Regions from separate parts of the Homo sapiens genome. Here region 1 is linked to region 2. A link is an interaction called in ENCODE POLR2A ChIA-PET data of the cell type or tissue named here. Cell type or tissue: OCI-LY7. All regions are shown on one strand. Links, peaks and the distances in the headings refer to the core of each region. The heading gives the core; the rest is flanking DNA. Region 1 has its middle 6.3 kb from the start of RALGPS2. Region 2 overlaps C1orf220 (chromosome 1 putative open reading frame 220).

Region 1 (2,922 bases), core at 161-2,660, 170 kb after region 2:
AGGATGAAGAAGACATGTGACACAATGAAGATAGTGGTGTAGGAAAAGGTGTGTGAAAAGAAGGGGGTGGGGAGTAGCTAAATCTAAGAGATCAGTTAGAATTACCTTTCTACATATGTGGTTGGGGCTAATAATTGCAATAAAATTTTTTACAAGAGTCAGGACTAAATGGATACATGACGAAGGAGAGAAAAAGAGTTAAAGGTCATTTTAAAGCCTGAGAGAGAAAAGAAATAATGGAAACAGTGATGTTGCAGGGGATGTTGATTAAGGAATTAAATATTTTCAGTTTAAAAAGAAAGCAACACCTTTGTTGTTTTTATAGAAGGTATACATGCTTCTAGCAAAAAAACCCTCCAACAACAACAAACAATGGAAATATATAAGTAGAAAATGAAAGTTCTCTTCTCCGTCCCCCAATTCTATTATCTTGTGATAATCTGTTGTATAGCTTTCTAGGCTGATTTCTATGTACATAAAAGGAAATGAAATCATAGTATGCATATTTCTCTTCAACTTTTTTTTCCAATATTGGTTCATATAGAGCTATCTTTTCATTGTAAAAACATACTGTGATTTTGTATTTACTGACTCACCTATTGATGGACATATATTATTCTAATTTTTGCTATTACAATGCTTAATGAACAGTCTTGTATATCTCTTTGAACAGCATCACAGTATTTTTTTTAAGACAAATACCTATGTGTGAAATTGCTGGATCAAAGTCTATGTACATTTATGTTTTTCATTGACTTTGGCAAATTGTACATGAAAGAGATATGCTTATTTACACACCCAGGGTATGAAAGAGTCTGTGGGCCACATCCTTGCTAGAACAAAATATTACAAATCTTATTAATTGGGCAAGCTATTAGGCAAAACAAATCTTGTTTTAATGTGCATTTCTTTGATTATTGGTAAGGTTGAATAGATTTTCTTAGCCGTTACAATTTTTTCTTCTATTTGTTTTTCAGTTTGAACCTACAGAGGTTGAACTGATGATGAAATGTCCTAATGTAGACATCATGGGGGCAATGAGAGATGTGCTACAGAAGCCTGGGTAAGAATTACTAGTGGAGCAGTGATAGTTCAAAGAGTAAGGCCGCATATGGGTTCCTTGTATAATCATAGAAAGAAGACAATACAAAGCTATTAGGAAACTCAGAGTCAGGAAGGAGAGAAGAGAGACAGTGATAGAAACTGGCAGTAGCAGCTTAGCAGTTGTAGAGATAGAAGTAGAATCAAGATTGTCCTCTGTCATAACTGGTTAAGGGACTTTGAGCAAGTCTCTTGAATCTCTGAGTCTCAGTTCCCTCATTTATAAAATGAAAAGGTGAATAAGATGCCTCTTCAATTATAAGACATCTTGTCTCTAATTTTAACCTGAAAGGTGAGACAATTTCATGGAGGCAGTCAACAACTTCAGAAAGCATAAGGGATCTTGCAGTAAGGTGGTTATTTAAAATTACTCTGATGTTATAGTCTATGAATTGCTTACTTCTGCTGCTCTTGCTTCTTTAAAATTGTAACCTTAAATAAACCGTTCTATTTTGAACTAATTTCAAAATTATAGAAAGACTGCAAATAATATCTACTCTTTACCCAGAGTCGCCTATTATTAACATTTTACCTTTTTATCATTTCTGTTTTCTCTCTCACTATATATGTGTGTGTGTGTGTGTGTTTTTTCAGAACCATACCTATGTCCTGGCCCTTTATTCTGAAATACTTTAGTATATATTGTCTAAGAATAGAGACATAACCACAGCACAGTTACCAATTTCAGTGACTTTAACATTGATGAAATATTTTTATCTGATCAATCTACCATCAGTTTTCCAATTAACTGAATAATGTCCAATATAGCATTTTTTTCCTCCTCCAGGAAAGAATCTAGTCTAGTATCTCATATTACATTTAGTTGTCATGGCTCTTCAGCTGGAATATTTTCACAGCCTTTGTCTTTTATGACAGTGACATCTTTGAAGGATACAGCACCCCTTACCTCTTTTAAAAAACAAAACAAAACGTTGCTCACTTGGAATTTGTCTGGTATTTCCTCATTAGATTCCTCATTTCCTCATTATATGCTATGTCTTCGGGGAATCACATCTGGAGGCAAATGATGTCCGTCTGTCCCTCAATTGTGATGTTAATTTTGATCACCTGGTGAGGGTTTTGTCCAATTTATCCAGTGTATAATTACTCATTTCCTTGCAACTAATAAGAAGTCTATGGAAAAATACTCTAAGATCATGCAAATATCTTGTTCCTCATCAACATTTCTTCCTATGTTTAGATATAAGATGGTTTTTGCCTTACCCAATCTTTGCCCTAACTGGTTGCAAAATGATGATTTTCTAACTTCAACAATCTCTCAACACTCTACCATAAGCAAGAGTATTTCCTTTTTCTCCATTTGTTTTATCAATTAATTATTGGTATGCCTTTATGAATTCCTGTTTTTTTAAAAAATTTCTAACCTATTTTAACATGCAGGATATATAAAAAGAAAACTATAGAGATGAACACTCAACCAAAATCCTTTCCTATCATTAAATATAAAGAATAATGCTTAAAAATATTATAAAGGAAGTAGAATACAATAATAATTCACTTATCTGGAAAAAAAGTTGCCTGGTAAATGTAATGATCCAAAATATAGAGGAAAATATCAAAGCAAGTGAAAGGTCTTTACACTAAGTAAATGCCCCCAAAATATCAGAGTTGTTTTAGCCTTTTCTTATTTTATATGCTTATTTATTTATTTATTTATTTATTTATTTATTTTGAGACAGAGTTTTGCTCTTGTTGCCCAGGCTAGAGTGCAGTGGCAAGATTTCAGCTCACTGCAACCTCCGCCTCTAGGGTTCAACTGATTCTCCCGCATCAGCCTCCCGAGTAGTTGGGATTACAGGC
Region 2 (2,922 bases), core at 248-2,747:
CCGCGCCTGGCCTGTTTTGTTTTCCTAAATCCAGAAGTTCTGATTCAAGCCTAAACCTGCCACTTCCATTCCCAATCCTCTGAGCTTCATGAGCTCCAGACACAGGGCTGTTAATCACAATTTCTTTAATTCTTTATATCTCTTGTGGAATTAGAGGAGTAGATGTTCTTTCTTTTTGGGAAAAACATTAGAAAATGCCTACATGTCTTTATTGAAAGAACTTAAAAACAATGTATTTCTCTAGGGTTTATTTTCCCTCACGGCTCTCAACCTTCTCAAAATATAAGGTTGGCGGATTAATTATACTGAAAGTCTTCAGTTGGATATTTTATTATAGTATTTTTAAAGTCGTGTTTTGTAATTGCCCTGACAATGTAAGGAATGATATTTGTGAGGGTGAGTCAACAACACCTTCCCTGTTGGTGTCTGCCCTCTAATAACCCCACGGGCTGGATCCCCAGCACCTGGAAGGAATCATCATGGAACGTTAATAAGGAGGAAGGCTGGTTCTGGCGCCTGGAACACTTCAGAGACAGAAAGCAGTGACTAGGCCAGACAGGCCCGTTGTTTTTGCGCTTTGAGAGAGAAGTGAGAAATGGAAAGTAGTCTCTTTATCTTCTCAGCAAATACAGCCTATGCTCAGAATTTCTCCGACTTCCCATCTCTGAGATGCCGGATGCCCAGTTCCACAGAATCATGGCAAGCGAGAAACTGTCGTTCATAAGAGTTCAAGAAAATGAATATTCTCTCAACTCTGTGAGGGCCAGTGGGTTCCAGGCGAGATGAGACAACTTGGTGAGCGTCGTAACTGAGCTCCCAATGCATTTAGAAGCCTCTGGATGGCCGGGGGGTGCATTCCAGCTGTGCTGGAAAAATTATATTTTGAAGTTAAATCTGGTAGTGTTTTTTCCAATATGAATAGGCCTCAGGAAAGAGATAATACATTTCCTTCTTTGTTCAGAGGGTGCTCAACTTGCTGGAGTCATCTCTGCTATGGCTTTATTTGCCAACAACAGAGAACTTGCTCTGCAGCAGCCCCAGGCTCTCTGGGGACCCCACAGGCTATGCAGATCCCCCACCCCAGAACCACAGAAGGAGACAGAGCAGAAGCACACCCCGTCTTCCAGGCCCAGGACAGCTGCTGAGCTCCAGGACACGGACTCTTGAAGGTTGATTTTGACTACTTACTAAGCTCCAGCTGAACCAGTTCCACTTCTTTAACCTTCCCATGATCCCTGTGAGGGGTCTGTGGTATTGCTATTTGCAAGTAAAGAAAGTGAGATTGAGGGAGGCTGAAAGACTTGGCCCCAAGTCACAATGCCCTGCTGAATGTGGTGCTGCCTCCTGGATATCCTGGGTGCTTCAACATCAACAGCTCTTGGCAAGTGAGTGGGCCACGAAGGATGGACGAGGGACATGGGGGAGCAAGCCCAGCTGCACGGTTCCAGCTCTTTCCGCCACATCACAGCTTCTGCAGTTGGGAAGACTGAACAGTGATCTTCAGTTTGTTCGTCAAAGGGCCAAGAAATCTGTGTCCTCACCTTCTCTGCTTCAATTCTGGTGCTGCTTAAGCCGATTATCATTTCATGCCCTAAACCAAAAAATAAACTCTACAAACATCAACATTACATAGGACAGGATCTGGCCCACAGGTAAGAAAAGCACCTACAAGAGAGCTGCATGGAGCTGTGGGTGCATTTCCTGTTACCACCAGGGCATCCCAGAATGCTGACAAAGAGAAAACTAAGACCTTCCCACTCTGATTTGTTACATGTCATAACACCAAGCAAGTGACAGAGGAGACAATTATGGGGCCCAGAGGAAGGTGCCTGTATCATGTAGACAAAATCCAAAGCAGCTTGTTTCAGACAAAACATTTTGCTTTGGAAACTTTTGAAACTTCCATGGCCGTTGAATATAGCAGAGATGATCTAAAAATTTTAGAAGCGGTTGAGGTACCCGTGGTAGGGGCAAGGCATGGGAGTGGTGATCCTTAAGGGGCTTGTCTTTAGTTTGAGGGCCACACACAGAGGAGGTGGGCAGAAAACTGAGGTCTCCCCAGAGCAGCTTTCCAGACAAAAAAAATAAAAAATGACCAAGAAAATACCTGATATAATTGACAATGCCATGAAATGAAAAGTTTATCATAAATTCTAATAAAAACTACAATGGGCTGGGCGCAGTGGCTCATCCCTGTAATGGCAGCAGTTTGGGAGGAGGAGGCCGGAGGATTGCTTGAGGCCAGGAGTTTGACAGCAGCCTGAGGAACAAAGTGAGACCCTATCTGTATTTTAAAAATATACTTTAAAAAATATTTTTAAAAAACAGCAGATGGATATCCCTACTGCATTTGAGACCTGGTTTCGGTTCGACCTCCTCTGGGGAAGCTCACAAGCAACACTAGAATCTCAGCTCTCTCTGTTCGCTGATGTCATCTGAGATTTTTCTTTTTTTTTTTTTTTTTTTGGCAATGGAGTCTCGCTGCGATGCCCAGGCTGGAGTCTAATGGTATGATCTCAGCTCACTACAACCTCCGCTTCCCTGGATCAAGCAATTCTCCTACCTCAGCCTCCTGAGTAGCTGGGACTACAGGCGCGTGCCACCATGCCCAGCTAATTTTTGTATTTTTAGTAGAGACCAGGTCTCACCCTATTGGCCAGGCTGGTCTTGAATTCCTGACCTCAAATGATCCACCCACCTCGGCCTCCCAAAGTGCTGGGATTATAGGCGTGAGCCACCACACCCAGCCCATCTGAGGTTTTTCTAATGTAGAGAATATACCATAGTGTTTTAAATAACCTACCCTCTTACATTTGACTGCACTCCCTTCTTCAACACACAGATTGGGGGCAGGAGCTGCTTTTTCAATGAGAAGAATGAACAGACCTAGTGGGCGTTGCCTTTAGACCCAGGTAAGAGGAA

Evidence for each region. Peaks named below come from ENCODE experiments on the same cell type or tissue, not always from the same donor. Only the 100,000 strongest peaks of a DNase experiment are listed, where the experiment ranks them.
Region 1: POLR2A ChIA-PET joins it to region 2 with 12 read pairs; 17 of 35 experiments call an interaction of 5 or more read pairs at or near these places.

The regions. Positions count from the first base shown.
Region 1 is chr1:178,717,457-178,720,378 of GRCh38, forward strand. No RefSeq gene overlaps it. Among named protein-coding and RNA genes, the nearest start is that of RALGPS2, 6.3 kb to the right of the region's middle. In OCI-LY7, for the core only: no CTCF peak of the experiment used is centred there; a DNase peak (open chromatin) is centred at 1,245.
Region 2 is chr1:178,544,252-178,547,173 of GRCh38, forward strand. It overlaps C1orf220 (chromosome 1 putative open reading frame 220), which reads left to right. Exons shown (of 3, transcript NR_033186.1): 2 at 962-1,652; 3 at 2,843-2,922. Among named protein-coding and RNA genes, the nearest start is that of C1orf220, 2.9 kb to the left of the region's middle. In OCI-LY7, for the core only: no CTCF peak of the experiment used is centred there; DNase peaks (open chromatin) are centred at 600, 1,350 and 1,730; H3K4me3 peaks cover 1,866 bases; H3K27ac peaks cover 1,874 bases.